Regions from separate parts of the Homo sapiens genome. Here region 1 is linked to region 2. Evidence: chromatin loops called from intact Hi-C (ENCODE). Cell type or tissue: CD4-positive, alpha-beta T cell. All regions are shown on one strand. Each heading gives the region's core, and the rest is flanking DNA. Links, peaks and the distances in the headings are about the cores only. Region 1 overlaps RIPPLY2-CYB5R4 (RIPPLY2-CYB5R4 readthrough). Region 2 overlaps NT5E (5'-nucleotidase ecto).

Evidence for each region. A loop is a pair of places that touch in the nucleus more often than their neighbours do. Peaks named below come from ENCODE experiments on the same cell type or tissue, not always from the same donor. Only the 100,000 strongest peaks of a DNase experiment are listed, where the experiment ranks them.
Region 1: a loop joins it to region 2, with 8 times the contacts of the local background. A loop is called at or near these places in 2 of 110 quality-filtered maps.

The regions. Positions count from the first base shown.
Region 1 is chr6:83,877,234-83,893,255 of GRCh38, reverse strand. All of the region lies in intron 4 of RIPPLY2-CYB5R4 (RIPPLY2-CYB5R4 readthrough), which reads right to left. The region is part of intron 2 of CYB5R4 (cytochrome b5 reductase 4); the gene reads right to left. Among named protein-coding and RNA genes, the nearest start is that of CYB5R4, 26 kb to the right of the region's middle. RefSeq lists a silencer at 8,571-8,640. In CD4-positive, alpha-beta T cell, for the core only: CTCF peaks have their summits at 8,385 and 8,590 (motif pointing left); a DNase peak (open chromatin) is centred at 8,605.
Region 2 is chr6:85,475,399-85,491,420 of GRCh38, reverse strand. NT5E (5'-nucleotidase ecto) reads right to left here. Exons shown (of 9, transcript NM_002526.4): 4 at 5,989-6,186; 5 at 3,932-4,086; 6 at 1,822-1,927; 7 at 764-913. Among named protein-coding and RNA genes, the nearest start is that of NT5E, 33 kb to the right of the region's middle. In CD4-positive, alpha-beta T cell, for the core only: CTCF peaks have their summits at 7,934 and 8,136 (motif pointing right); a DNase peak (open chromatin) is centred at 8,140.

The sequences.
Region 1 (16,022 bases), core at 3,620-11,619, 1.6 Mb after region 2:
GCAGTAGTCAGAATATAAACATTTGTGTCAGTTCACTGAACTCTAATTCACTAGAGTGCTATGTGAAGAGGGCCAGGTAACACCTGTACACTTAATGCGCTGCATTACAGAAGAGGAACTCTGAGCTCAGGAAACTGGAATCTTTTATAAGCATGCCTGCCCTTGCTCCTGAGGGAGATATTTATTATACAGAAGAGTAAGCAAAGCTGTCCTTTCTTCTAGAGGGAGACACTAACATTCAAGGTTGTTCACAATGCAAATATCCTTTAAAAGACTGTACAAAAAGACAGTGCCTCTACTCTCAAGACATGCAAAAATGCAAAAGAAAATTGTCTCCCAACACAAAGAAATGAAATACTGTGTATATAATTTTTGAAAGTACACACACGCACACAGAGAGAGAGAGAGAGAGAGGAAGAGAGAGAGAGAAAGTGACTACTACAGACATAACATTTCCATATTGCCCTGGTAGAAGAATCTGATGAAAAAAGAATCAAGCTCTAATCCACGTCTCTGATCATCTCAGCAAAGGTTAAGCAATGGTGACCACTTAGGCACGCTCTGTGAAAAGGAAGCCCAACTATTCTCAAAGATTATTATTCAGAATTTAATCATTTTGTCTTCTCCAAATATTTCTTTCATCTATTCAACTGTTATTTATTTTTATCTTTTAAGAAAGGAATAGGGAACAACAAACACAAAATATCTCAATGCACAGCTCTCCCAAGGAAGTAAGTTGCTTTTTCATTCTTGAAAACTAGATAGATACCAGACAAATCTAGCCCTAAAGACATCACGAAAGTGCAATAACAACGACTGGTTTTTTTTAAATATCCAGGACTATTTCCTCTTTATATGATGACTTCCATGAATTTAAATAACCTCAGATAACTTAAAATGTTCATCCTATATAATAATCTTGGAAGAAAAGAAGAGGTTGGATTTCAGACCCAAGAAAAGTACTGCAGTTTTTTGACCAGCTATATATTAGAAAATAACCAACCAGTCCAGCTTTATAAAGTCTCTTAAAGGTAAGCACAAAAGGAAGTAAATTCACAGAATTTCTTTCAGCAGCATTCCAAATAAGTCTGAACAAAACTAGTTAAGTTCCCTCTTTTTTCCTTCCCCATATGCCTAGAGTCCCACAAGATTTAGAAGAATTTTTTCCCATTGTTTAATGCTCCAAAATCCAGAGACCAAAAACGTGAGTGGTAATGATTAGGATCAGAATTACTCCCAATAGGCTTTTTTAAGACAGAGGATGCCTCCCAAACAAGAGTTCCAAACTTTCTCTACAATCAAGTCCTGACTGGAGTTCTACAGTTTCTCAAGAACAAGAAATCTACAACCCATGATCATTTGTGATGGAATTCCACGAGTTTCAGCAACCAGCTCTTCTGGTAGCTTAAATAGCTATCCATGATGAGCACATAAAGCCTAAAACATTCCATACATGTTCTCTGCTAACCTGCTAGCCCTTTACATTGACCCTTATACTGTCACAATCTTATCTTTCTTTCTGATAGGGGCTAGGATCACTCCGTGGACGTGAGTAGTATCCCATGCTTTCCAGACGAAAAAAACTAGGAATGTCTATCCCTTACCACAAGGAATTAACACTGTTAAATAGTGTCTCAGTCCAAGATGCTTTAGATCAAAAAGCACTTGGCTGTGTTAGTAATTTGCTAATTATGAAACTTAAACCTAGCCCCAAAACAGAACAGGTGCATTTCTTCTGATTCAGAGGCTCTTCTTTGCTCTTTCTCTCCTTCCTTATCTCCCTTTTTTTCCTTCTCAAAAGTATTTCTGAACAACTAAAAACTTGGACCCCTGGATGTGGCAGAGAAATACAAACATAAAAAAACAAACTTTATGCTTTTTCTTCGTGCTTTATTATACAGGTGTACCTCAGAGATATTGCAGGTTTGGTTCCAGACCACTGCAGTAAAGCAAATAAAGCAAGTCACACTAATGTTTTGGTTTCCCAGTGCATATGAAAGTTATGTTTAGGCCAGGCATGGCGGCTTATGCCTGTAATCCCAGTAGCTTGGGAGGCCGAGGCAGGAGGATTGCTTCATGCTAGGAGTTCAAGACCAGTCTGGGCAACATAGTGAGATCCTGTCTCTACAAAAAAACCCTAAAAATTAGCCAGGCATGGTGGAGTGTGCCTGTAGTCCCCCTGCTACTTGGGAGGCTGAGGTGGGCGGATCGCTTGAACACAGAAGTTTGAGGCTGCAGTGAGCCATGATCATGCCACTGCACTCCAGCCAGAAAAAACAGTGAGGCCCTGTCTCTAAAATAAATAACAGTTATGTTTACGCTATATTGTTGTCTATTAAGTGTGCAATAACATTATGTCTAAGACAATAATGTACATACCTTTATTAAATATACTTTCATAAAAATGCTAATATCATCTGAGCCTTAACTGAGTTAAACGTTTTGCTGGTGAAGTGTCTTGCCTTGATGTTGATGGTTGCTGACTGATCAGCATGTTGGGTGCTTAAGGCTGAGGTGGCGGTGACAATTTCTTAAAATAAGTTGACAGTAAAGTTTGCCCTTCAACTGACTCGACCTTTCATGAGAGATTTATCTGTAGCATGCCATGTTGTCTAACAGCATTTTACTCACAGTAGAACTGCTTCCAAAATTGATGTCAATCCTCTCAAACCCTGCTGTTGTTTTACGAACTAAGTGTATGTAATATTATAAATCCTTTGTTGTCATTTCAACAATGTTCACAGTATCTTCCACCAAGAGTAGATTCCATCTCAAGAACCACTCTCTTTGCTCATCCCTAAGAAGCTACTCTTCATCCATTCAAGTTTTATCACGCAGCAATTTCAGTCACATCTTTGGGTTCCACTTCTAATTCTAGTTTTCTAGCTGTTGTCACATCTACAGTGACTTCCTCCACTCAAGTCTTGAACCCTTCAAAGTTACCCATGAGGGCTGGAATCACCTTCTTCCAAACTCCTGTTAATGTTGATACTTTGTTCTCTCCTCATAATCACAAATGTTCTTAATGGCATCCAGAATGGTGAATCTTTTGCAGAAGATTTTCAATCTACTTTTCCCAGATCCATCAGAGGAATCACTATCTACAGCAGTCATAGCCTTATAAAATGTATTTCTTAAATAATAAAACTTGAAAATCAAGATGGCTCCTGGATTGATGGGCTGCAGGATGGATGCCGTGTTAGAAGGTGATATAGTTTGTATATCTGTCCCAGCCCAAATCTCATGTTGAATTGTAATCCTCAATGCTGGAGGTGGGGCCTGGTGGAAGTTGTCTGGATCATGGGGGCAGATCTCTCATGGCTTGGTGCTGTCTTCATGAGAGTTCTGAAGAATCTGGTCATTTAAAAGTGTGTGGCACCTCCACCCCTCCTCTTTCTTTTTCTTGCTTCTGCTTTTGCTATGTGATGTGCCTGCTCCTGCTTTGCCTTCTGTCATGAGTTAAAGCTCTCTAAGACTTCCCCAAGAAGCTGATGCCAGCACTGTTTCCTGTATAGCTTGCAGAACCATGAGCCAATTAAACCTCTTTTCTTTATATATTACCTAGTCTCAGTCTCAGGTATTTATTTACAGCAATGCAAGAACAGCTTAATAGAGAAGGCATGACGTACAGTGCTATCAGACCTCTTGGGTGACCAGTTGCATTGTCAATGAGTAGTAATTTGAAAAGAAACTTTTTTAAAGAGCAGTAGGTCTCAACATTGAGCTTAAAATATTCAGTAAACCATGCTATAAACACTGAGGTACTGTCATCCAAGCTTTGTTGTCCCATTTATAGAGCACAGGCAGGGCAGACTTAGCATAATTCTCTAGGGCCCTAGGATTCTTGGAATGGTAAATGGACACTGACTTCAAGTCACCAGCTGCATTAGGCCTTAACAAGAGAGTCAGACTGTCAGACTGTCCTTTGAAGCTTTGAAGCCAGGCATCCCCTCTCTAGCTGTGAAATTCCTACGTGGCATCTTTAGCCAATAGAAGACTATTTAATCTACATGGAAAATGTGTTGTTTCGTGTATTCAACTACATCACTGATCTTAGCTAGATCTTCTAGATAACTTGCTGCAGCTTCTACATCAGCATTTGATGCTTCACATTGCACTTTTAAGTTATGAAGGTGGCTTATTTCCTTAAACCTCATGAACCAACCTTTGCTAGTTTCTAACTTTTCTTCCACAGCTTCCTCACCTCTCTCAGCCTTCCTAGAATTGCAGACAGTTAGCATTCTGCTCTAAATCAGTTTTGGCTTAAGAGAATGTTGTGGCTGGTTTAATCTATCCACACCACTAAAGCTTTCTCCATATCACCAATAAGGTTGTTTTGCTTTCTTATATCATTCGTATGCTTACTGGGATAGCACTTTTAATTTCCTTCAATAACTTTTCCTTTGCATTCACAGCTTAGCTAACTGTGTGGCACTAGTGGCATAGCTTTCAGCATTTTTCAGCTTTCAACATGCCTTCCTCACTAAGCTTAATCGTTTCTAGTTTTTTATTTGAAGTGAGAGATATACAACATTTCCTTCACTTGGAACACTCAGAGGCCAATGTAGGGATATTAATTGTCCTAATCTCAATATTGTTGGGTCTCAGGGAATGGAGTGGCCCAAGAAGAAGGTGAGACAGGAATTGTCAGTCAGGGGAGTAGTGAGAACATATACATTTGTCCATTCAGTTTACCATCTCATATGGGCTCGATTTGTGGCACTCCAAAACTATTACAATAGTAACATCAAGATCACAGATCATCATAAGAGATACAATAATAATGAAAAAGTTTGCAAGAACTATCAAAATGTGACACAGAGACATGAAGTGAGCACATGCTCTTGGGAAAATGGTGCCAAAAAGTTGTTAGACACAGAGTTGCCACGAATCTTCAATTTGTAAAAAATCCATTACCTGCAAGGTACAATAAAGTGAAGCACAATAAAACAAGGTATGCCTGTACTCTATTTGTACTATATATGGCTTCTAGAAATAAAATCTCTCATGTGTAAGGTTCTAGCCTTCTATGAGTTCCACCTGGTTTTTAGAAACTAATTTTGAAACCATCTAAATTTTCCAGTGATGCAATTTTATTAAGTTATTCCCACATCTCTAATTGCTCTGGTCTGGCAGATCTGAGCATCCAATTACTCACTAAATATAAATAAATAATAATTATGGGCCAGCAGATATAATCTCAAATTGATACTAGGCTATTAGTGAGTTCTGCAAAACCTAAATCCTAATAATAATTAACAGCAAAAATGGGCTTAAACAGATTCATGAAACACCAATCCTCCATGGTGTAAAACTGGACTGTAAATAAGGACTCCTGGTCACAATCCAACTGGTATTTTTAGATCATTGACATGGGTGCTCTTCAGTGGCAAAGGGGGGATTTAGGGAGAATATCTATCTATCCATCCATCTACCCATCCATCCATCCATCTATCCATTCACCCACCCACCCATCCCCTCCTTTATGCTGATACTTTATTTTTGTGTGTGTTTTGTTTTTTAAACTCTAACCAGGAACAGACCCAAAAAAGGACTGACTGAGAACTGTTCAGAAGAGCCACTTATTAAAACTAAAATACAACGGTTGTATTAGGAAGGTATACTCCAATGTTTAAATAAATCATTTTTAAATGCCCTAGCAATATTAGGGGTACACTGTATAGCTAATTCATCATAGCAGAGAGGCAGCACAATTTAAAACACATATTCAGAACAATAACTACACTGAGTTTCTCTAGGCAATGTACTGGTAGTACCTGTTCTTAATATCTTTTCATACTAAATTACCTCTTTTGTGTTATATCTGGAATTCTGAGCTCTCAAACAAGTTCTCTGAATAAAAATTACCCATTTTAAAATTACCATTTAGTACTTTGTGTTGTCAGAAATGTAAACTTCAAAATCACAGAATGATAGTCTTAAAGACTAGGAGAACTTTAAGGCAATTTTTAGCCTCATCCAGCACAGGCTTTATCTCTATAATATCTTACAGACAAAGCATCATCCAGCATCTGCTTGAACAGATCCAGTGCCTAGTAGCTCACCACTTTTTTAAAAAGCTCAGTTCAAGGATATCATTTTTTTACCTAAAAACGAATATTGCCTTTTTATACAGAAAGAATTCTTTCTCTCTTGAAAGACACTGCCTATAGTTTTTCATTTGTGCATTTTATATTTATTTGTTTTCAATTTAACCCCAATTGCCTCTGATAAAGACTGTGGGCATCCTACAATAAAATATTTAAATTCAAGTTTGTGAAAGTCTGTGTGTAAAAACTTAAAAACCCACAACAAAATGTGTATTAGAAAAGAAAGTATACCAATTGTCTAACCTCACTAACAGCGTTACTGTGAGCATTTAATATAGTCCTGAACTTCCTAGCAGCCAAAGCCAACAGAGGCACTAGTAACAGTGGTCTCATTATCTAATTTTAAAATTTATTAAAAATAAAACAAAGAAGACTTGCTAGCTCATTAGTTCTTTAAAAGGGAGTAACTCTTGATATTGTGAAGAATTATGAGTCCTCATAAAGGGAACACTAACCACATAACAGATATTACAATTTAACAGTACACAGAAACATCCTTACATGGCATTACTCCCATCCACCCTACCCCTAGGTAACCACTAGTCTACCTTCTGTCTCTATAGATTTGCATATTCTGGACATTTCATACAAATGGGATCATACAATATGTGGTCTTTGTGACTAACTTCTTTCAGGTAGTATAGTGCCTTCAAGATGCATCCATAATGTTGCATGTATCAGTATTTTTTCTTTTTAGGGATGGATAATATTTCTTCTATGGATATACCACATTTTATTTATTTATCAGTGGATGAGCATTTGAGCTGGTTCCACTTTGCTATTGTTTAAATATTTGTCCCCTCTAAAGTTCATGTGGAAATATAATCCCCAATGTGGCAGTACTGAATGGTAGGGCCTTTAAGCGATTGGGTCATCAGGGCAGATTCATGAATTAATGGATTAGTGGGTTCATGGGAGTAGGACTGGTGGCTTTATGAAAAGAGGAAGAGAGAACTGAGCTTGCATGCTCAGCCCCCTTACCATGGGATGCCCTATACTGCATTGGGACTCTTGCAGGGAGTCCCCACTAGCAAGAAGGCTCTCACAAGATGTGGCCTGTTGACCTTGGACTTCTCAGCCTCTATAACTGTAAGAAATAAATTCCTTGTCTTTATGAATTTCCCAGTTTCAGGTATTCCGTTATAAGCAGCAGAAAATGAACTAAGGCACAGTTTTTGGCTATCATGAAGAATGTTGCTATTAACATTCATGTACACGTTTTTGTGTGGACTTATATTTTCGTTTCTCTTGAGTATATACAACTAAAAGTAAATTTGGTGGGTCACAGAGTATTCTATATTTAACCTTTTGAGGCACTGCCAGACTGTTTTCCATTCTTACCAGCAATAGTTAGAGGTTCCAATTTCAGAGAGCTCTTTTTTAGTCACTATTCCAACTCTCCACAGAGAAGAAAAGCCATCTATAAAATCTGAATCACATCACAAATAGCTCAGAAGACCGAATTCAGAACTGGATTACAGCATGCTCCAACTTAATCTCACACCCAGCTCTATATGATAGGGTTTGGTTAAAGGTAGTACAATGCAAGATTAAAGCGACATTTTATACCTACTAATCTATCTTCCAGATGAAGTTCCCACAAATTTTCAGGTTAGGTAACCATACATGTGAACCATAACGGCTCACCAATAAGGAGTGAACTGTATCACCATGGTTCAGGCCACACATCCACTAATTAATAATTTTTCATTTCTTCTTTGTTTACTTCTGAAAGTCAGAGAGTCTCAAAATATGGTCTAGGGACTCCTGAGGGAGCTTAAGACCTTTTTGGTGGCTCAAGGTCAAAAATTCTTCATAGTAATACCAAGATGTTATTTGTCTTTTTCTATTCTCATTCTTTCACAAGTGTAACATTTTCAAGATACTACATGACAAATAAGATAGAATATCGAAGATGCCATGAGAATACAGTCGTCATCTATTAAGCCACACATTAAAGATATTTGCCAAAATGTAAAACAATGCTACTTTTCTATTTTTCATAAACATAGGTACTATTTATAACATATAGTGGGCTCATTATTTGTAAAATTATTTTAAAAATATTCTTTACATTTCTTAATTTTTGAAAGATAAATATCAATAGATATGTCCTAAACAATAGTCCTTGGAGTCTTCAACAATAAAAGAGTAAAGATATTTTAAGACCAAAAAGTTTGAGAACCACTGCTTTAAGTAAAAGCGTTATTTCCGTGATAAGATTAAAAAATAATTTTGGGTTTTGAAATTCAAACAAATATTTAATTCTAAAAGCCCCACATTATATTCATTCAACAAAAATTCATTTAATGCCTATAACGTATATACCAAATATTATGCCAGTATACTGTAGCATTCTTGCAATTATTCACCACTGTTCATTTCCTGTCTATAAAATAAACGAGGAGAAAAGATGTGTTCACACGATAAAATTATGGCATATTTCACTGTATTGAAATGCACAGGTCGATTGTTACAATTACTGTGACTACTTTGCCATCTTGTGTTCAGTAATGAAATTGCACATTATTGTAATTACTTCCTGTCAACTGCTGAGGAAAGGTGTTAAAATATGCAACTGTAGTTAAGGATTTTAATTCTACCCCTCAATTCCATCAATGTTAGCTTCATGCCTTTTGAATCTTTTCTATCACAGGCATAAACAGTTTTCCTAATGAAATGACCCTTTTTATCATTATAAAATGTCTATACCTCTGGTAAGATTCTTTGCCTCATAATCCTTTTTATCAGATACTAATATAGTCCAACCAATAATAAAATTTACTAGCTGGATAGCATACTTTTTCCCAAACATTTACGTTTAGCCTATTTGTGTTTTTAAAGTATACCTCTTATAGACATCATGTAGTCAGGTCTTGATAATACATACATCTACACATGGGTGCACACAAAGAGATAATCTCTATATTATCTATAATTAAGATAATTATCAATAGATAATTATAATTACATGATAGATAATTATTATAAACTATCATTTATAATAGTTTTAATTAGAGTGCTCGATTCATTTACACTTAATTATTAATATGGGAGATTTTACTAATCTCCCTCCCAGCCCCAAGTTTTCTGTTATATGTCTCTGTTTCTCTTTCCCTGCCTTCTTTTGGGTTAACCAAACTTTTTTTAGAATTTCATTTAATCGATTGGCTTTTTGGCCTTCCTCTTTAAATTATTTTTTAAGTGATTGTTCTAGGAACTGTAGTATATATCCTCAACTTTTACCTGCTTACTTAAGAGTTAATATTGTATGCCTTCCCACGTAATATAAGAACCATTTACTGCTCTCTAACTCCTATCCTTTAACTCCACAATACAATGTTATAACTTTTAAAGTCATGTATTTTTTATATGTATTTTTATAAAATGAAGAGGACAAAAAGTAGTATTTTCTCTTACATATTTACCACCTCCTAAATATCTGAACTTCTATCTGGTATCACTAACTTTCAACCTGATGAATGCCTTTTAGCATCTATCTTATATTGCAGATCTACAGGTAATAAATTTCCAGTTTTGGTTTATCTGAAAAAGTCTTTATTTCATCTTTATCCTTCAAGAATTCTGTCTCCCTACGGGTATAGAATTCAGGGTTGATGGTGTTACTTTTCCTTCAGCAGTCGTTTTTATTATTTCCTAGTGTGTTTTCTCTGGCAGCTTTCCAGATTTTCTCCTTGTTAGCTTTTAGCAGTTTAGGATGTGCCTAGATGTTATTTTCTTTGTATTAATTATGTTTAGATTTGCTAAGCCTCTGAATTTACAATTTATGTCTCTCACTAAATTTGTAAAATATATGGCCACTATTTCTTCAAATATTTTTCTGCCCCATTCTTTCATTCCTTTCCTTCTAGAATTCCAATGACACATTTATTAAACATTTTTATTTTGTCTGACAGGCCCCTGAGTCCCTGTTCATTTTATTTCTGATAATTTTCCTCTCTGTTCTTCAGATTTGACATTTATATTCATCTATCTGCAAGTTCATTAAGTCTTGTCTATGTTGCCACCAATCTGCTATTAAGCTCATTCAACAAATTTGTTATTTCATGTATTTTTCAATTCTAAATTTCTATTTTTTAGTTTCTATTCTTCTGAGAGTTTCTATTTTTTATTCATTATATCCATACTTTCCTTTGTTTGTTTGCTTTTTTGAGATGGAGTCTCACTCTGTCACCCAGGCTGGAGTGTAGTGGTGCAATCTCGGCTCACTGCAACCTCTGCTTCCAGGGCTCAGGTGATTCTCCTACCTCAGCCTCCCGAGTAGCTCAGACTATAGGCATGGTCTAATTTTTTGTATTTTTAGTAGAGACAGGGTTTCACCATGTTAGCCAGGATGGTCTTGATCTCCTGATCTCGTGATCCACCCACCTCGGGCTCCCATACTGCTGGGATTATAGGCGTGAGCCACCACGCCGGGCCTGTATCATATATTCTTTTACTTACTTACTTAGCACAGTTATAAATAGTGCTTTAAAATACTTGTGAACTAAGTTCAACATCTGGATCATCTCAGAGTCAGACTCCAATAACTGCCTTTTCTCTTGAGTATATCTAGTAACTTTGGATTATATTCTGACCTTATAAATATGTTGTAGAAACTTTGGATTCTGTAATATTCCTGCAAAGATTATTGACTGTTTTAGTAGGCAATTAACTCGACTGGACACAACTCCAAACTGGTTCCCCTTTGCTGGGGTGAAAAATGAAGCCTCTGTTCAACGTTTTCAGCCTTCAGGTAGCATAGAGTCTGTCCCGTATACAAGATTTAGACAGTTTATACCCTTCTCTGAATCTTTTTCTGGATCTTCTCCCCTTCCAGTTACCGCAGATGCCCCAACTTCTGACATCTAGTTATTCAAGCCAGTAAGACTTTGAGTCTCCACCTGAGTTTTCACCTTCACAGCACGAACACACACACATAACCTCAAGTTCAATGCCATAAGAAATGGGAAACTCACACAGTGACATCCCTTCTTCTACATATAGATGACTGTTCACCAGTCATCTTCACCAGTTTTGATTGTTCACCAGTATCTTTAGATAGTATTTTAAAATATGTGGTCTGAGTTTATAGTTGGCATTTGTTGGAGTCTTGATCTAACAGGAGATAATCAGCTATAATCACTGAAACTCTGCATATTATTTTAGAGCACTCGGCAATAAAACTTTCCAACTTCAATGAAGACAAATGGAAAATAAATTAATGAAAGACAAATTGATTTTATAATAATTTAAAGTAAATGTGGTATCGGTATATTCAAGAATGTTAACTAAAAAGGCTTAAAAGCTGCTAGGACAACAGAGAACTTAGGACTTCCGAATTAAAAGCATTCATTTGTCTCCCACATGCTGAAAACTTTCTAAAATGGCTGTAAAGGATAAATAAGACATAAAATCACAGAGCTACAGAAATCAGAAGAGATGACAGCAACTAAGTTCTGGAAGCCTGAAAACCAAACAGATGAGTAATAACATACTTAGAAGAATGAAGAAAGGTGAAACTAAAGCTTATGTATAAGGTGGAGAGGAACTTCCATAAAAAACAATTTGTTCAACAGAACCCCCAAAAGGTACAGGAATTAGATTCCAGGCAGCTCCGAAAGTCATAGTGTAAGAAGTTATCGAATTCAATACAAGAAGCAGTATGAGGCTGGGTGTTGTGGCTCATGCCTGGTAATCCCAGCACTCTGGGAGACCAAGGAGTGGTGGGCTGCTTGGGGACAAAAGTTTGAGACCAGCCTGGGCAACAAAGCAAGACGCTATCTCTATAAAAAATTTAAAAATTAGCCAGGTATGGTAACATGCACCTGTAGTCCCAGCTACTCAGGAGGCTGAGGCAGGAAGATCACTTGAGCTCAGGAGTCTGAGGCTGCAGTGAGCTGGTACTGCACCACTGCACTCCAGCCTGGGTAACAGAGCAAGACCCTGTCTCTAAAGAAAAAAAAAAGAAAGAAAAAGAAAAAAAGGCAGTATAATCCCCAAATCCTCTGTGGCATATCTCACATAACCAAGGAACAACCCTCTTACCCAACCCTATGAGAAGTGTAGGTGTGCTCTCTGGAGAAGATAAACCAGAGAGACATTACACTCAGGGAAACAGACATACTTGAAGTGAGGAAATAGAATGAACTAAAAACAAGAAGCAAAGAGACTGCATGTCAAAACATTATGATCTACCTCCTACCACCACCACCCATTCCTAAACAGCTCCCAGGACACTTATTTGCAGATGACTGTAGGATTCTTCTTAGTGAGAGTAGACCGGCCCAATATTGATGCCAATGCAGGAGGAGAAATATTTTTAAATACTACCTCCTTAATAAACAGAATGTGATAAAGGTCTCTAAGCACTTCAGAAGATTAACTAGGCATAATTATCAAAGATCATCTTATGTGACGTTATTACTACTTGGAAAAACAGCCCTGACATTTAACTAAATGGAAATTGACCAGTAAAAGCATAAAAAATTAATCAGTAATCTAAGCAATCAGTTACATACTAAATGTTTTGAAAAAAAAATTATAAACTTCTCCTAGGGAGACTAGAAGTCATTAGCAATAGCCACATTTACAATAATTAAATCGGATTTACAACTTACATCAATATTACACAAGTATTCTCTTTAAAAAAAAAAATCAGTTTCCCTGCCTTCCTCCATGTCTTTTCAACTTCATGGGTTCATTTTCCTGACTGTCTATGCCTTAGGTTTAACAGTGACAGTTAGCAGCACTTAACTACCTTTGCTGTTAGTCACCTGGATGGCAAAAAAAATTAAAGCCAATGAGTCCTTCCGCTCTTGGCTATTTCCTATTTTCCAAAACAAGTCAGCTGCAAAGATTCATTAAGATAAAATAAACTTAAGAAGTAGATTGTACGTTCCCATCACAAAGAAATGATAAATATTTGAGGTGATCAATAGCTAATTACCCTGATTTGATCATTACACAATGTATACATGTACTAAAATGACACATGGTAGCCCATAAATATGTACAATTACGTGTCAATAAAAAACAAAAATTTAAAAAGTGGGAAAACAGTAGAAGGCCACAAGAAAACACTGCTCTCACCCTTAACAACAAGGCAGACAATCCATTAAAAAATCATAAAATTTTGAGCCCATCAGAGAGGTGAGGTCATAAGGCAACCAGATGATCTAAATTCCAAAGGATGACACGCCCCTCTGAGGAGATGAACCACATGAACCCCTTCAGCTTCAGCAGAGCACAGAAAAATGAGACGTCACCACAAAACAACTGAAATTTTAACAAACTTTAAGGGCCAAGTGCGCACTAGAGCCAATTTGGAATCCCTGAGAACCTCAGACACAAGGGGATTCTGTCCCCACTTGCCAACTCTTTTTTCATAATCTTTCACCTCTTGAGATGCTCATGAGAAATACTATAGGCAAAGCAGACACGAGAAAGGCCCACTGGTAGCACAGCTGTGTAATATCTGCAGCAAGATTAGAGGGTAGTGCAAGAGTACAAAGAAAAGTCCATCCATAGTTTAAGGCCTACAGGAGTACAAGGTGTTAATGAGCTACTGCCAGGGTAAAGGGAAAATTTCACCCATACCACAGATCCTATCTGGAGGCAAAAGCCATCTATTGATGGAAAGGGGCAGTAAAGCCTCCCACCACCGGTCCCTGTACTGACAGGAGGCAAATACTAACTGCTGCTGGAAAGAGTGTAAAACACACACGCTCCCTTATCCTGCACTGACACTAGGCAAATGCTAGCTAAATACTGGGAAAGAACAGAAAATGTACTCAGACCCAGATTCGGTGTGAATACAAAACACTGATACTCTCACACTGGAAAAGAGACAGGGAAACTGCTCACATCCTAGACCCTTTGCCCTGCCCTCCCCACCTGATACAAGGCAAAGTCCAGCTGCCACAAAGGGAAGAGGCTCATGAAACCTGCCTGCATTCTAGATGCTGCATTGAGTACGATGCAGGAGTTATCTGCCCTTGGGGAAGTACAAAAGCAATGAGAAAGCTCAGCCCCTGGGGCTCAGGTGCATAAAACCTGTCTAAGACTGAGGCTGAAACAGGAAAACTGCAAAACCCCTTCTGCCCCCACTACAAGTCTTACACCAAGTAATAAGTAACAGCACTGCCTTTTGGAGAGGGGGAAGAGCAATGGAGAAAGATCCTGCAAAGATATATAGGGTAAGGTGTCAGCTAAGAGTAGAACAAGAACAATGGGGGAAAAAAACCCTCTAGCATTGCAGGCCCTGAATTAAAACCAAGGTAGCAGTGGCCCACCACTGGAGGAATTTGAAGTCTGTGGTACACTGATGGTAACAATAGCAAAATACACTCCAAATCTAGCTCAACTACTTACTAGATTGATTCAACCTAACTACCTGCCAGAAAAAAAAAAATGTACTACATGTCTGAGTGTAAATACCACAGTTTCTATTATTCTTCTATATGTAATGTGTGACATTCATTCAAAAATTACAAAACACGGCTGGGCGCGGTGGCTCACGCCTGTAATCCTAGCACTTTGGGAGGCCGAGGCAGGTGGATCACAAGGTCAGGAGATCGAGACCATCCTGGCTAACACTGTGAAACCCCGTCTCTACTAAAAATACAAAAATTGGCCAGGCGTGGTGGCGTGTGCCTGTAGTCCCAGCTGCTGGGGAGGCTGAGGCAGAAGAATGGCGTGAACCCGGGAGGCGGAGCTTGCAGTGAGCCGAGACTGCACCACTGCACTCCAGCCTGGGTGACAGAGCAGGACTCTGTCTCAAAAAAAAAAAATTTACAAAACACATCTTTTTTAAAAGATACAACAACTCATTGTCAAAAGAGAAAACAGCAACACAACCAGAATGTATTGGAACTATTAGACATGTCAAAATACCTATGATTGATTTTTTTTTAATCTAGTGGAAAATGTGGATGACATCTAACAGATGAGAAATTTCCAGCAGAGAGATGGGAACCATAAAACAAAGTCTAAAGGAAATAGCAAATTGAAAGACATGATATTAGAATGAAGAATTTCTTTAATGGGCTTATTGGCAGACTGGAAATAGAGGAAAGACTCTGCAAACTTAAAGAAAGAGCAATAAAAATTATTCAAACATAAACAAAAGAGGAAAGAGTGAGATAATACAATGCTGCATCTAAGAGCCCTGGGACAATATAGGCTAACATGTTTGTAACTGGAATCCCAGAGGAAGATGCAAAAGAAATATTTGAAGAGATAATGGCTGAAAATTTCCCAAAATTAATTTGGAGAACCCCAAGCAGGAAAAATACAGGGAAAACCATATCATAGTCAAACTGCTAAAAACCTAAAAGAAAGTCTTAAAGGCAGTCAGAGAAAAAAGAAATCTTACTCGCTGCTATGATTTAGACATTTGTCCCCTCCAAACTTCATGTTGAAATTTGATCCCCAGTGTTGGAGGTGAGGCCTAATGGGAGGTGTCTGGTTCATCGGGGTAGATCTCTCTTGAAAACATTAATGCCCTCTTTTGTGGGTGAGTTCTTACTCTATTAGTTTCTGTGAAAGCCGATTGTCAAAAGGAGCCTGGCACATCCTCCCCCACCCACCCACTCCTGCCCTTCCCCCTCTCTCACCATGTAATCTTTGTACACGCTAGCTCCCTTTCATCTTCCTCCTTGAGACCCTCACCAGATGCAGATGCCCAATTTTAAACTTTCAAGCCATCAAGAATCACGAGTCAAATAAACCTTTTGTCTTTATAAATTACCCAGCCTCAGGCATTCCTTTATAGCAACATAAAATGAACTAAGACACATACTATGGGAAAAAAAGAATGATGGTAGAGTTCTCATCTATGCAAACTAGACGATAGGGTGACATATTTAAACTGACGGAAAAAAGAACACTGTCAATCTAGAAATGTATGCT
Region 2 (16,022 bases), core at 3,511-11,510:
CAGCAATGTGTTCTGCAGAGGAAAACTCAGGAAAGCAATTCTATCTGTCAAGCGGGACCACAACCTAAGGTTAAAAAAATGAGGCCAGATTATGATTTCCAGGTAAAATAAGATTGCTTTTAAAGGATTAATTCACTGGACTGTGGAATTATTAACAAAAGTGTTTCAGAAGCCCTTGGCAATTTAGGAAGCATTTATTTCCATTCAACTTTCACTGCAGTCCATGAGATAAACAGGAAAGGTTTTCTCCCTGTGCCCAGAGGGGTTGAGAACTTGCCCCAGGTCACAGTGGGACTAGAACCAGGTGTTCAGGTATGTCTGTGCAGTAGGCTGCTCCTTCCAGGAATCATCCTGGTTAATACAGATTGGACAGCATTCCTTTAAATCTTGGCATGGTTCCAGGCAACGATGAGTAGAACAGAGGAGAGGATTTAAAAAAAAAATAATTGAATGCTTAAATAAGATTTTATTAGAAACTAGACCTCAAAGCAGGTGACCTGCTTAGAGGGCCCATCTGATGTCCAAATCAGACTTGGCAAATACTGCTTATTGCCAGGGCTTTGGGGCTTTGGGGCTTTGACCCCAACCTAATCTTAGTGGCTCTGAGAGTCCACAGCCATTAAAGGGTAAGGTATTGGTGTTGGGTCGGGAAAAATCCAAACCAGTTTGACCACAGGAATTTTGGTGAAGGGGAAGCTGAGCCAACCAGCAGGAAATGCCATGTCACTTTGGATGGGCCAGCCCTACAGGATGGGTGACTTACCGCCCACCTGCAGGAACTCTCCAGTGGACTGGCCGTAGCGGTGCACGCTATGCTCAAAGGCCTTCTTCAGGGTGGAACCTTTTAACTGGACTAGGTCAAATGTGCCTCCAAAGGGCAATACAGCAGCCAGGTTCTCCCAGGTAATTGTGCCTGAGGGTAGTCACAGATGAGGCAAGAAGGAAAATAGCTTGAGAAAATGCTTACACCATGACCAGTTTCCCTCAGCGCTGGGGGAAGAAATGAGGGGGACATGGGAAGCTTATAGAGCATCATTAGCTATGTCTAAGTGGTTCCTGACACTGAGGAAGGGAATGAGTTTAGGAGGCCTCTGGCCCTGCACTCCACCACTGGGCAAGATGGCGGGAGCTCACAAATGGCTGTGCCTCAGAAGTTCACCATGCTCAGTCTTAGATCTGCTAGCTTGGGGCTGGATCTCCAGTAGTTTGTTTTGCATTGTTCCGTTCCTCCAGACAAACAATGTGCCCCTGCAACCTGTCCCTGTTGTCTGACAATGGGATGCGTTTGGGGCCTTATACTGATACTGATTGGTTTTCACAGTAAATCAGGGAGGGCTACAAGAGTGTCTTGAGTATTTGTGTAGTTGATTTGTTTTGCCATATGATATAATCTTGGATATCTGTAAATATACTAAGGTAACATTTTAATCCAGTGGTATGTCTTTTTCAGGACAGAAGATTGGTGATTTTGTCTCTTTTCAGATGCCAAGGTGGTGACTGTTGTTATTTTGCATAAATCAGAAACAACTAGTATAGCTTTGTAAGTCAGAAATTCAGACCAAGTTTGAGTTCCACTAACCTTACCTGCAGCTTCTGTGTGTGAATACATATAAGAACACACAAGCTTGTGTGTGTCCTTCAGGCTAGGTTTTAGACTTTAATAATGGCTAACCCTAATTTAAAGGACTGACATTCTGGTACATGGCTGGCAGCAGAGATGAACTGAGGCTGCACATGGGTGTGTTCAGGGCAAGAACCATAACAGAAAAGGAGATCAGAGAGAGAACATGACACACTGAGGAGCTGGGCCTGGGAGCATACCATTGTTGCGTTCATCAATGGGCGACCGGATACCACCTCCATTTAAAATGCACATGGATACGTGGTTCCAGAACATTTCATCCGTGTGTCTCAGGTTGTTGTTAATCTGCAACAGTAGCACAGATTTACACTAGTTACTCTGGCTCTTCTTCCTTAGGATCAGCTCCAGGAATCTGGTTAGCTCTAGTGAGGAAATAAAGCTGCTTTTCACCTGCTGCTGTGTTCCCAGGGATCTCTCAACTATAATTAGAACTAATTTTATGCTCCCAGAAGTAAAAATATACTGTTACCAGTCCATGTCAAACTCTTATTTCCCCCTCCTAAAACTCCCATACTGTCAGGCCAGGTGGCCTTAGCAAAATGGTCTCTCGGTTGTAGCCCTGGTGTCGGGACTGGGCCTCCCATGCAAGGTGGCCTGCAGAGTCACTCCTGCACAGGCTTCTCCAGGGCAGGCCATGCCCTCTGCCTGATTCTGAGGGCTTGGCCCTAGAGCCTGCTCAACACCAGACCTCATGCCAAAGAGAACCTGGCCTCCACGTCTATGTCTGCAGCTGATTCCCAAGTTGGCAATTTTGGAAAGACAGAGACAGCCTTTTGAAGCTGGGGAGAATCACATCCATTCTTACTTTTATTTTACAAAATATATGTTTAGTTATAAGAAATAAAATGAATATATTCTCATTTAGGAGACAAAAAGCCGAAAAAAAAAAAAAAAAAAGGCCAGGCATAGTGGCTCACACCTGTAAATCCCAGCACTTTGGGAGGCTGTGGCAGGTGGATCACCTAAGGTCAGGAGTTCGAGACCAGTCTAGCCAACATGGTGAAACCCCGTCTCTACTAAAGATACAAAAATTAGCTGGGTGTGGTAGTGGACACCTCTAATCCCAGCTACTTGGGAGGCTGAAGCAGGAGAATCGCTTGAACCCAAGGGACGGAGGTTGCAGTGAGCTGAGATCATGCCACTGCACTCCAGCCTGGGCGACAGAGCAAGACTCAGTCTCAATAAATAAATAAATTAATTAATTAAATAAATAAATAAATAAAAAGCAAAAGCTCTCCTTTGTCCTAGCCTCTTTAACAGAGTGGATAAGCACTGCCAACAGCCTGGGTTGTTTCCCTCCAGACTTCTCTTAACATTTATATACCAGCTTCTCCTTAACTACTTCTCTGGCATTGACTGCATGATGCTGAGGAGACATCATGAGTCTGGTCTTGGCATGAGCATGATTGTTGTCATTTACACGGCAAACATTTATCGAGTGCAGTTGTATCCTGGGCACTGGGCAATGCATGCCAAGCACTGACAGAAATGACTTCCCTGGGTGCAGGCTGTGAGCCCATGGAAGTAGTAGTCCGACATAGGAGACCTTGGCTCAGTAAGGCCCCCAGAGAGCTACCATGGCCATTCCGCCTGGTGACAAGTAGACGGGCTTGTTCTTCATACCTGGTCTTGCTCAGCCATAGGACTTGTTATTACCATTAAAACTGTGTGTTGTCTTTCTGTGCCTGTGAAAGAGGTTCCTGTCACACAAGGCCAGGGTTCTCTGGAGTCAAGTGAACAGATGAGTGAAAAACAGTCTGGCCAAACAGATATGCTTTTATCTATTATGTTGATATCTCCAGGGTAGCAGAGTTTGTGCATTTGCATCATCTTACAAAAGGAAAGCAACATCCAAAATTCAGACATCTAAGAACACCTTAAAATAAAGGTTTTAGTTCTTGTAAAGCAGTATGTTGGTGGTTACCTGATCTCCTTCCAGCACCTTAAGAAGGTACTGAGTATGAAGCTACATCAGGCTTTTGTTTAGGCACTAATGTTTTATTTATTTTTCATATTTATTTAATTTTAGAGACAGAGTCTCGCTCTTTTGCCCAGGCTGGAGTGCACTGGTGCAATTATAGCTCACTGCAGCCTCCTGGGCTCAAGCCATCTTCCCACCTAAGCCTCCCGAGTAGCTGGGACTATAGGCACATGCCACCACCCTGGCTAAAAATGTTTTGAAATCCCTCATTCTGTAGCTATCGATCTATCCCTTCTCGCATCCTTCCTTCCTCTTCCCTCTTCCTTTCCTTCCTCCCTAGCATATGTCCACTCCTGCTGATGACTTACCATTGCATCACAAATCAGGTTGCCCATGTTGCATTCTCTAAAGCGGCATGATTGAGAGGAGCCATCCAGATAGACAATTGTTTTCCCTAATTCCTGGGTAGAATAATTATCCAATTTTATCCTCCATTTGTTAATGTCTGCTTTTATGCTTGGATCTAGAAGAAAGAAAAGAAGGTACCCTACAATTAAATCTCACACTGGGCTAAATTCTGGAAAAGGAATGAAACATCATCTATCTTACTTGCTGTGAGAACATATTTGTTTACCATATTTGTGTGCATTTTGGTTTTGACCATGAAATTTCCTTAGGAACTTCTATTTTGTTTCCTGGTAATAAGACCTGGAATGCATCTTAATTTAAGAATATTCTGAACATCTACCAGCTCATCACATCTGTATGAGCTACCCATTGGCCCACCTGGGACAGCATTAGTGGTGGCGGTAGGAGCTCTGAAAGGCCCAGGGGCAGTTATAAAAGGCCTGCTGAGGTACAGCTGGGCTATCGCTGTCAGTGTGGTCCTGGGCCCCTTTCCCATCTGGCTACTGAGAGGGCTGTGTTGTGACTACAGGCTCACCTGGGTGCTGTGCACCTCATCTTCCTGACATGATCATAGTCAACAGAAAAGGGAAAGTGAGAGACAAGCACAGGAGTGTGTTCTGTACACATATGAAAATCAATGATATAAAAATGTATTTTTACTCTGAGACTCATGTAGGGAGACGCCCTGAAACTATTGCTACGGAATAAAAGATGAAATGCTCCTGATTATTGTAAATACAAAATTGCATGCAGGATTGTGTAAAGACAATGCCAGGTTGGACTGCCACAATGAGCCAACAGCACGTGATGTGCTTCCCCCTGCAGAGAGCCTACAAATGGACGTGCAGTCAGGGAGGTTTCCCATCACCAAGATTCCTATCCCAGAAAAGCAGATGTTCATAGCTCTGGGAATGGAATGTGACCCTTGTGGGGAGCCTATAAACGGACGCATGGGGGGGGCCTGTCCATATGGATAAGATAGGGCTATAAACACGCTCATCTTGCCGCCGCTCTTCTAGGCCTCTTTAGGGTTAAGGCGTACTCCCCTCTGAGAATTTCTGGTCTAACTGGTTATCTAGCTTCATGTCCTGTTTCCATGGATTATTTGTAACCAGTTTTTGTTGCAATTGTTACTGCTGATTAATATCTTGCTAATCATAGGTTATGGAAAGACTGTGTTTCTGTTCTAAGGCTCTGTTAGAAATTACTGACGCACACACTATATTGTAAATTCTTATCTCATACTGTACTTCTACATACAAATGTACTGTACTTCTACATACAAATGTTATGTTAAAGAATTACTTCATCCCCATGTGACCATCTCACCTCATAATCAAATGACCCTAAATCCCTCACTAACGTACCCCTGCCCTCACTAAACTTAATAATAAATGCTGGTATATCCAGTGCATTGTTGGCACCGCAGGACCAGAAGGCAGTGACCCCCCTGGACCCAGCTTTCACTATCTTGTGTGTGTCTATTATTTCTCAACCTGCCAATCTGCCTAGGAACAAAGAGAGAGCCCCATTGCATTGCGGGCTGCTGGCCAGATCCCGCAATAGACTCAGACATATAAATAAGGTACTCCCTCATTTGATAAAGAAACTGAGGCCCATGAGATTGGGCAACTTGCCTAAGGCACACTGCCTCTAGTTGGGGGGCCAGGACTTGAGCCCCGCTCTGCCCAATTAGAACCCCTTTAGTTCAGTTATCTCTCCTGTAAACACAAGCTGAGAGTGGCTTTGGCATGTCAGGATCAAGATTTTAAAAGGCAGAGGAAGCAGTGATGTATGGAATCTGATGCTGAGAAGACTTGAAGAAGCAAGTGGGGCTTTTGGCATTTGGGTGTGTTTTAAATCTATCCATGAAGAGGGCAAACTCAAGGAAGAAACTAAATTCTTCAACAGTATTATAGTCTTTTCCTGAAACATTAAAGGAAAAAAATGGGAAGGAGCAAAATATCCAGCCATCTAAATTTTAGATTGGTGGAACATTCCCCTGAACTTCACTTACCTTCAGGAATGCTGCTGTTTAGAAGAATGGGATTTCCATGGGAAGAGATGACGTTTCCTCTTTCATCAAACTCGATCTTCAGATAGCCTAGGTATTTGCCAAAAGCATAGGCCTGGACTACAGGAACCTTCCGCCCATCATCAGAAGTGACTATGAATGGGTACTTCCCAGCAGGCACCTCTTTGGAAGGTGGATTGCCTGAAATAAAAGAGCCACAGCTGATCAAGTCAGCCCTTGTACATACATGGCTGGCTGTAGGCCAGCGGGCTACTGGCTGGATGACAGAGTTTTAAATTGATGATTTGCCATCTGTTGCTCTACATAGCTAGTCTTTCAGAGCCCTATCTGGGCATTTGCCCATTTCCAAATGCCCTTTTGGTACATGAATCCTACCATTCTCAACTCAGCAGTCATTTACCAAGCTCTTCCTAAGACCCGGGCATTGTGCTTGTGCTGTGGGGCACACAAAGATGGAACGCCGTGAAGAGTATCCTCCAGGTTCACTGTGGCTCCATTCTCACTAGCCAGGTGGATTAGCCAAGCCACTTTACCATACTGTAGTTCAGTTTCCTTGCCTATAAGGTGGGCGAAATCCATTTTAAACAATCCCTATTTTACAGGGCAGCTGAGAGGATTAAATATCTAAACTCCCTAGCTGGGGTGCCTGGCACATTGTAGGTGCTCAATAAATATACAATAAGGGTGTATTTTTTCCCTTATAAGGGAATAGCAATCTCTAGAAACCCCAGACATATACTTCGGAGCTTAAAATCTTTAGTAGAAGATGCAGAGATGACAAAGAGCTGTTCTTGGCGTTTGCTGCTAAATTCTGCATCCCTTCAGGTGTCTTTTAGAAGAGCCACATTCACCTTGAGGGCCAACCAGCAGGCACACTCCTGACCCCAGCCAGCCCTCACACTGGTCAGGTTCTGCAGGCCTCTGTCTCAAAGGGGAGATGTGGGAGCTGCTCATCACCCAGAGGCTAGGAGGCCCACCACTGCCTGGAGTAGTGGAGAGTATGCAGGAGGGTGGAGAGTGTCGCCATACAGGGAGTAGGCAGCCCAGCCTTTAATCACTTAGCACATTTAAGTTCCTTAACTGTAGACCTGCTTCAGGCACTCTGTGGCTTATATCTTACCTCCAAGGAGACAATGGCACAGTTCAGCTGTTTCAAATTAGAGACTATGGGACAGATTCATTTGACCCCATTACTGTTTCTAGCATCTCCCTCATCACACCCATGGCTAGTCGTTCCTATTAGATATTTACAGAGGGTCCAGAGAACTTCAGCACATGTTGATTACACACATGGACCTGTTACGAGAATCGGCCATGAGCCAGGCCCTGGGCTTAATCTCATTTAGTCCTCCAAGCTTCCCATGGGGCAGGTCCTCTATTATCTGTACTCTGCAGACAAGAAAATTGATTGTCATAGACAGAGTACCCACGGTCACACAGCTGGTATGTGATGAGGGTTGGGAGGAGGCAGACTGAAAACCCAGGCTGTGAGGTACTGGAGCTTATGTTTTCTCCACTACCCACAAGCCTACCATGTATTTTTTTTCCCCTAAAGTCTGCAAGCTGGTTGTGAAAGGACACTTAACAAATCAAATGCAAACCCAGGATTTGCATCTTTGTGTCCCAAGCTCTTTCTGGGCTTCTCTTTTCACATAAGACAAGCTGGGTAGCATGTTATGAAGAATCCAATCCTGCCATGCTCCTATGTCAAGAGCAGCCCCCCTTTCAGCTCAATAACCACAGGGCAGAAGCACTGCAAATACCAACGCTTCACAAGCAGGAAATAGTTGTTGCCAATAGTAACATCCAATTTTCTTGCTGTCACTGGGGAAAAAAAAGAAAAAGGTCTTGGAACTTTACTTTTACAGAAGCATCCAACTTGAGATCCAGTGAAAGCCTTTGTTCCATCTCCATCTGTAGCGGATGCAGATGTTGTCTGTGACAGTGGCAGATAACGTGATAATGGAAGACCAGCATGGAAGGTTAACATCCTACTCAGCCTCATTCTGCTATGTGTTGGTCCTCCTTTGGGCAAACCTGGTGCCTGGTTTTTATTTCAGGGGACCAGGTAGTTATGGCAGCCTCTGTCAGTTCCTCTGATCATAGATGCTGGGGCGGTGCAGTTCCCCAAATGTCCACAAGGTGGCGGAGAACGCCCCGCCCAGGGAGAGAAAGCACTAGTTGCAGATATCAGGAGTCTGTCAGTTTCCTGGAAACCCAAGAGCTAGGCAAGCCTGATCTTTTTTTGGCCTTTATCTTTCTGCCTTCCGTAGAAATATCTGAGCTTAAAAAGAATGTAAAAGTTAGGAATCCAGTAATCCGGTCAGATGCCTCAGTATGCACTACTATGCAAATAGGAGCCAGCAATCTCAGCTCCAGAAAACATTCATTCATTTGGAAAGACCTTCATGATCCTTTTGTCATTGGCATATTAAATGAGCTTAATCAGGAACAAGAAGGAAGATGCTATCCATGCAGCTGGGGCGATAGCTGGTCTAGTTTGGCTAATCTCTGCCTCCTCCACAGCTGAGCCCTTTCTGCTCCCCTTCAACTCGGCAGTCCCAGGAAACCACTGACACAGAAACCAGTCCAGGGCTTCACATTTTCCACACCATTCCATGCCGTTCAGCCGAAGATGTTCGTGCCCAGAATATTTTTTCCACAAAGAGCTACACATCTGTCTTTAGAAACCTGACTTGTCATCTTGGCAGGAAGGAAGATGTTCACCAGAACTCTATTCCAGTCATCTAGCCGAGAATTCATCCAGGAACCAAACCCAATGGGGCTGTGGAGTTGTGGACTGACATCTGGAGTTTATAAAGCCTGCATTTTCCAGCATGGTGTGGGTGCTTGAAGGAACCTCAAAGGACTCTGTCCTGGGAACCAAGGACTGTGGTGAACCTAAGTGTGGGTCTGGACAATTGCCCTTCTCGTGTCACATGGTAATAGAAGTGCCAGGAAGCAGCCTTTTCTTTCTCTTTCTTTTTTTTTCTTTCTTCCACCTTCCCTCCCTCCCTTTTTTCCTTTTTTCCCTCCTTCCTTCCTCTTTTTTCTTTCTTTCTTCCTTTTCTCTCTTTCAACAGGGTCTCATTCTGTTGCCCAGGCTAGAGTTCAGTGGTCTCCAATTCCTGGGCTCAAGCAGTCCTCTCGCCTTGGCCTCCAAAAGTGCTGGGCTTATAGGCATGAGCCACGCACCTGGCCTGATGTGGTTTTCAATGGACTGAAGTATAGAATGTTGTAAGGCAGTCCATGCTATGATTTTAACACAAGAACTGGTTTAAGAATTCCTGAATTGGGACAACATAAGAGGACTGGATAAAAAGGATTGGTAATTAGGTTATTTCAAATGATTGCTTCTAAGGGATTTGACTCTTTCTTTTAAATTACTTAGAAGTGTACACTCCTTGGATGCTCCTTTTATCTGTCTACTTCTCTACACTTCCTCAAGCAAGCTAGTCTTGACCACTACTATCTTGTGCCTAGGTTACTGTGACAGCTTCCTAGTCTCTGTAGGTCTCTTCTATGCTTCTTTCTACTCCAGTCTCCACACAGCAGCCTGAGTGATCTTTCTAAAACATAAATATGATCATGCACTTCCTGGTTTTAGATATTTCAAAAACATTAACAGTTTTAACATGAATATCATAACCTATAAGACCCACATGATGTGGCCCTTTCTTATCACGCCAGCTTCATCTGGAACATTCAGTCTGCCCTTCAGCATTCTTAGCCTCTTCCCATTCCTAGACCACACCCACGTGCCCAGGAACCTTATGGAGTAAAGAGCTTCTGAAGCCAGAGGGCTACATGTGAATTAGTTACATCTTTTTACTTCTTGTTTATTCATCTGTAAAGTGGAAAAAAAGCAAAAGCACCTACCTTACAGAGTTATTGTGGAGATTAAAGAAGTTAATGCAGCAAGTGAAGCCTGACTCGACTCAAGGGAAATGCTTAATAAAGATTAACAGTGATTATTGACCATGTTAACTCCTGGACATCTTTCTGATCTTGGCCCTAATGTTAGTCCATCAGGGAACACTCACTGATGATCCTCTAGACTTGGCCAAGTCCTCCTTTTATACGCTTTCACAGCATCTTGTACTTTTCCTTTCATACCATGCTTTGTAATTATATATAATATGATTTATTTGCATAATTATGTATTTTTAAAAAATCTGATCAGGGCCAGTATCTCTTTCAAGACATTTAGTTCCATGAGGGCAGGGGCAGCTGTGTCTCTAGAATTTGCCTAGCATGTGGTAGGTGCTAGATAAATGTTTGTTGAATGACAACTTAAGGAGTTTAGCAAACACTTTTCTAGGGATCATACATGATTATGATGCTTTCCATGTGGTGGAATCATGTAGAAGCCAGCGATGCCTGAGTGCCAGCCCTTTACCCCAGGTCCCCTCAATTCAGTGTCCTCAACTATGCAGCTGGGTGGGAGCTAATGAAGAGGAACCTGAACTGGGAGTTGGGATACAGGAGAATGGGTTTTGCTACTAGGTCAGTTTCAGTCTGGTTTCTGGACCATAGGAGAGACATTTAGTCCCTGGGGCCTAATTTTATTTTCTAAATTTGTAAAACCAAAGATTTGATTAGTGGTTTAAATCAATAGTTTGTTTGTTTGTTTGTTTGTTTGTTTAAGCTATTAGTATCTTTAACACACAAGAAATCCTTTGTGGCAAGGCAAGCCAATAAATAGGAAAGCTGAGTTCCTCAGGCTGCACCCTGGTAGAGCTGGAACCCAGGACTAGGTTCCTGCCACCAGAGCCCCTCCGAGCACAGCACAGAAACTGCTGGCCTAGAAGTCCCCTGCACCCAGTCCCTCCAGCTCTCCAGTCAGGCCTGGCTGCTGTCTCTGCTTCTGCTAGTCTAGGAGCACCTTCAGGTGACCAGGACAGAGCACGCTCTCCAGTCATCACAGCCCATTCAAAAGGTGTCCAGCAACCAGAGGAGCAACCACTGTCTCTTCAGTCATCTCTGTACCAAACCATGATGCACAAGCTGTCATGTCAACTTTAGGGAATTTGAGGGGTCAGGTACTGTTATCTATGCCCAGACTATGTCACTCTGCACATGCTTCAATTTACTGCTCAAATTCTTGCCTCTGGCCTTTCAGTGATGACCCAGGAAGTCTAAAGAGATTATGCATCTTCCGGTAGTATACAGAGTGGGCACAAAGCCCTCATGAAATCCAATCCAGGCTATCTGCTTGTACCCAAGCCTGATAGGCTGGGCAAAGCAGGGAACCCTGTAGGTAGGGACAGTTCACCACACATTTAGTCACTCATTCAACAGATCTTCACGGAGCTCCAGTGAGTGCCCAGCATTTTGGATCTCCACCACCTAGCAAGACCAGGCCCATGGTCTGGTGCGTCATCTTTTGTAATGGCTGCTCCATGAATACAGGGTAGGGAAAGCGAGCAAATACTTAGCTTTCTGCCAGCCTCTTCTCTTCACATGGAATCTGGCCATCTCCATGGCTCAGCATCATTCCAGATACTAGGATTCCTATTCACTTCTTACATTATAGAACAGGCTTCTATAAAGCAATGTTTAAAAATAAGAAAACAAAAATAATCGAAACACAGCTACCTTCTGGTTCTATCACTATGGCCTGTTTAAAATGCAGTGGCCAAAAGAATGGGGTGGAGAGAGAGAGAGAGACTAATTTTCATCTTGGCATGCCCGTGTAGTTCCATTACTGGTGTTCTTTTCAGAAGTAATGACTTTATTTCTTGAGATTAAAAAGGAGGTAACTGTGACCATACATTGATATACTCCTGATATATAAATATTTGGCCAGAGGTCTTCCTACAAAGGTTGTCTACTGCTGTGTGAAAGGCTGTGTGTAGTTGGTGAGTGGTCTGAATGCCCAGTTCCCTTGAGTCATTCCTTCCCATCATGCTGGTGTGCAATGTAGTGTGGAGTACTTCAGATAAAGCTTAGAACCTGGAGGTCATCTGGAATGGAAGGCCAAAGCTCTGGTTCCAAATCATGACAGAGTACTTGGAGAGTGTCTTACAGATGAGCAGTCATGAATTCCTAGCCATAAATGTTTCTTGGCCTGGGGGAAACATATACTGAGGACAAGAGAAATGAGTGAAGAATACCTAGGCTGTTTGGGTTAAACCACTGCATTCCTGGTTTCTTATCGTTTAAGAGTAAGAAGATACATTTAGTCATTTTGTGAATTTAGCTTAGATTCTCAAATTTAGGATATCTTTTTTTTTATTTAACAAAAATATGTATTACAGTTCAAGTTTAGGATTAGTAGTTAATTTTATAGGGTTTACAGGGACTTTAAAAATTTGTTATAAAAATAAAACTAGCATTACAGAATATTTGGCAAATGCAGAAGAAAAAAATTATTCATAGTCCTACCGCCTTATGACCAATATAATTTCTGTGAATTAATATGTATGAGAAGCAAGGAGGGGAAATTGGTGTTGGAATACATTTTAAGGAGAAGCCATTTTGTTCAGTGAAATACCTGTATTAGAGTTCTTCAGATAGGATATATCCTACTGGTTTCTATTTCTCTAGCTCTCTCTCTCTTTCTCTCTCTCAATACTATATATATAGAGAGATAATACATGAGCAGAACTGGGCCCTAGAACATAGTAGGTCTAAGATAAATATGTCAGTTCTCTAATATTCTTTCTATATATATATATAAATATATTTAACAGATCATATATGTCTAATATAGACATATTTATATATTTTGTTCATATATTATCTCACTTAATCTCCACAACTCTCTAAGGTAGCCATATCACTGTCACCATTTTAAAAAAAGAAAGCTGATGCTCAGAGTGGTTGAGTAACTTGTCCAAAGTCAGACAGCTAGTGGTGGCTAAGCCTGAGAGGAAACCAGTTCTTAGAGTTTAAAGCACTTTCGAAAACCCCATGCCACTTCCCAGTGAAAGCTGGAGAAATGAGATCCTTTGCAGAAGACCATCAAGCAGCAAAGTTAAGGAAACACAAACTTCAGTCCTGGTAAGAGATTCGTACCTATGAGTGGGCTTAAGACTTCACAGTAGCTGGCCATCACCTTTCCTTATAATTCTACCCTGCCAAATGACCTTGGACTGCCATTCGTTCTGTAGTCATTCTTTTTAGATTTTGGTTTCGGATAGTCTCACTTCATCTTGGAAAGCAGTTTCATGAGACAGCTAAAATGGATCAGTGTTATGTGGCTGCAAAAATTACAAACCAGAAGGCTCTGGCTTTGCTCTGTAAAGGAAGCAGGTGCTCAGGCTGGGCCATGGCCAGAAGTTTACTGAAAGGACCCAAGTGGGTGACCACCAGTACAAATAAGTTCTTGTGCTTACCACATTCAAACAGACCAGGAAAGCAAAATCCTTTTTTTTTTTTTTTTTGAGACAAGGTCTCTCTCTGTCACACTGGCTGGAGTGCAGTGGCGTAATCATAGCTCACTGCAGCCTCAAACTCCTGGGCTCAAGTGATGCTCCTGCCTCAGCCTCCCAAAGCACTGGAATTGCAAACACTGGGATTGCCAACATGCCCAACCACACTCAGTCAGGAAATTACCTTTGAAGCTACCACCCACACCTCTGCCCCTTGGCTGATTCTCCCACATCACTTAATAAACACAGATGTCAGCAGTTCTTATCAAATGCCCAAAGGAAATGGTTCTTTGTTGAGGAGTGTTTCCCTGTCTTGTGAATGTTGTAAGTAATAAGATTGTTTTCTCGTTCTAAAAGGCAAGATTATCTCAACTGCAAGGATGAAAATTAATGGAGAGATGAATAATGATTGTAAACACCAACAACAGTCTCCCACCCTCTTTACTTATTCCTATTACAGCAGGGATGCATCCATCCCATCAGACTATGCACCAGCCTGATGGCAGCATGAAGAAAACACAGCAGGTGCTTGTAGTCTGTCTTAGTTATAATTATATTGCAAGCTCCATTTGTTTTAAGAGCAAAATTCTGTGGTCATTAAAATTATTTCTTTAGATACATGAAAAGTTTTGAATTTTATATTCAATATGTGTGCCTAAATCCAGAAGCAATGGAAATTAGATACTTAATTAAAAAAAAAACTGATCAATCAAATAAAGAAATCTTACTTTTTAAAGAAGTTGCACTTGTTAACGTTCATTTAACAATACCAGACACCTGCCTTCCATGTGTCAGCCGCGACACAGTCAAGGGTGTAATGGACACTTCCAGGCTAGCAAGGAGAGAAGTGAAGCCTGCTGGACTGGGAGGGAAAGAGGAATTCAAAAGACTTGAGCTTTCATAAGTCTGAAGGTGAGCTCTAAAAAAAATAAGGGAGTGAGAAAGATTTATGGATAGGAGGCCTGTGATAAGAGAGTTGGAGAGTGGAGGCAGGGAAATACTAGGTAGAAAAGGGTGGGGTCCCTGGCAATGGCTCCACCCTCAAGCCTGGACCCGTGGCCCAAAGTGAGAACTTTATATCCCCATTTTGCTGCCTGAATGTTGCCTTTTCCAAAATCACCCTGGCCCGCCCTGCCCCCCATCCTGTCCCCATAAAAACCCCAGGATCCACTGGCAGTGGAATGGCAGAGAAGGAGAGAAGAGAAGAAGCTTGACACTGGTGAAAAGCAGCTTGACTTCAGAGGGATGGCTTGACGGTAGGACCTCGGAGAAGAGTTCAGCTGGGGATGGCCTAACTCCAGGGGGAGACACCTTCCCACTCCATCCCCTTTCCAGCTCCCCATCCCACTGAGAGCCATTTTCATCAGCAATAAAGTTCTCCACATTCACCATCTTCAATTTGTTCGTGCAAGCTGATCCTTCCTGGTTGCTGAACAAGAGTTCAGGATACAGAGGGCTGTCACACTGAGCTGTTAAAACACTTAAGCTGTCCATGGACAGCAAAGCTAAAAGAGCACACTGTAACACATGCCCTCTGCGGCTCCAGGGGTCACAGATACTCACCTAGATGCTGCTGCGGGGCCGCACAGAGTTCTACTCCTGCCAGCACCCAGAAGCACTTGTCCCACCCTCTGCACCCACTCACCTATGTGCTCTCCCTCCCATGAGGAGTTGAGAGCTGCAGGATGAGTAAACAAGACAACCCCTTCATGAGTCCCACGAAGGGGTCAAGGGAACTATCCCATTTCAGTTTTGGACATGGAGAAATTCTGGAGATAATCAAGTCTCAGCCTGTGGCCCCAGAAGTGAAGTTGCTGAAATGGAGTGGAGGTGTCAGTCACTGGATTGAGGAGATCAAGGGACTCTGAACTTGGGGTATTGGATCAACTACCCACATGGACACTCTGCCAGGTGAAGGCAGGAGCTGGAGTGGAGCAGAAGATAGGAAATTGGATACTAAATTCTCAGTGACGTGGGACATTGCTTGGAGGTGATTAGATGAGAGTGATAAGACAGGGGACAGAAGGTCTGAGCCTCAAAGGAGTTAGAGGAATAATTAAGTTCATATCAGTAGCCTAATGAAAGTATGAGGTATTCTACCAAATTTTTTTTTATTTCCCCAAATCCTGAAAAGTAAGCTTTCAGGCTCTATGTATGGATGATTTTCTAGGTAACAGGATGTTAGAATGGGAGGGATGACAGAATTAACAATTCAAATCCCTTTAACTTGCGGCTATAGAAACTGGTGCTTATATTCACCCAAGGCCATAGCTAGCCAGATTGATTTGCAGAATCCAAAACTCACTTAAAATACTGGGAGGCAAACAGAGAAACAGCATCTTTGGAGTCCCTTCAAGGACAGCACAGAGAATAGAGTCCCCTGTTGTACCTGCTGCAGGTTTCAACCTGCACTGATTTTACTACTTTTTTCTCTAAAGGAAGCAACATGGACCAGTTCGTGACTCTAGGATTTAACTTCTTTAGAGAAAGCGTTTGCATTTTAGCTCTTATCTTTGTAACTTTATCATTTTGTAAGCCTTGTAGAGGGAAGTTCCCTTCTCTTCACTCTGATGTTAGACTGGTCAGCCAATGCTAGGGTTAGCTGCATATGCATGGTACTTGGAAAGGAAAGAAACTGGA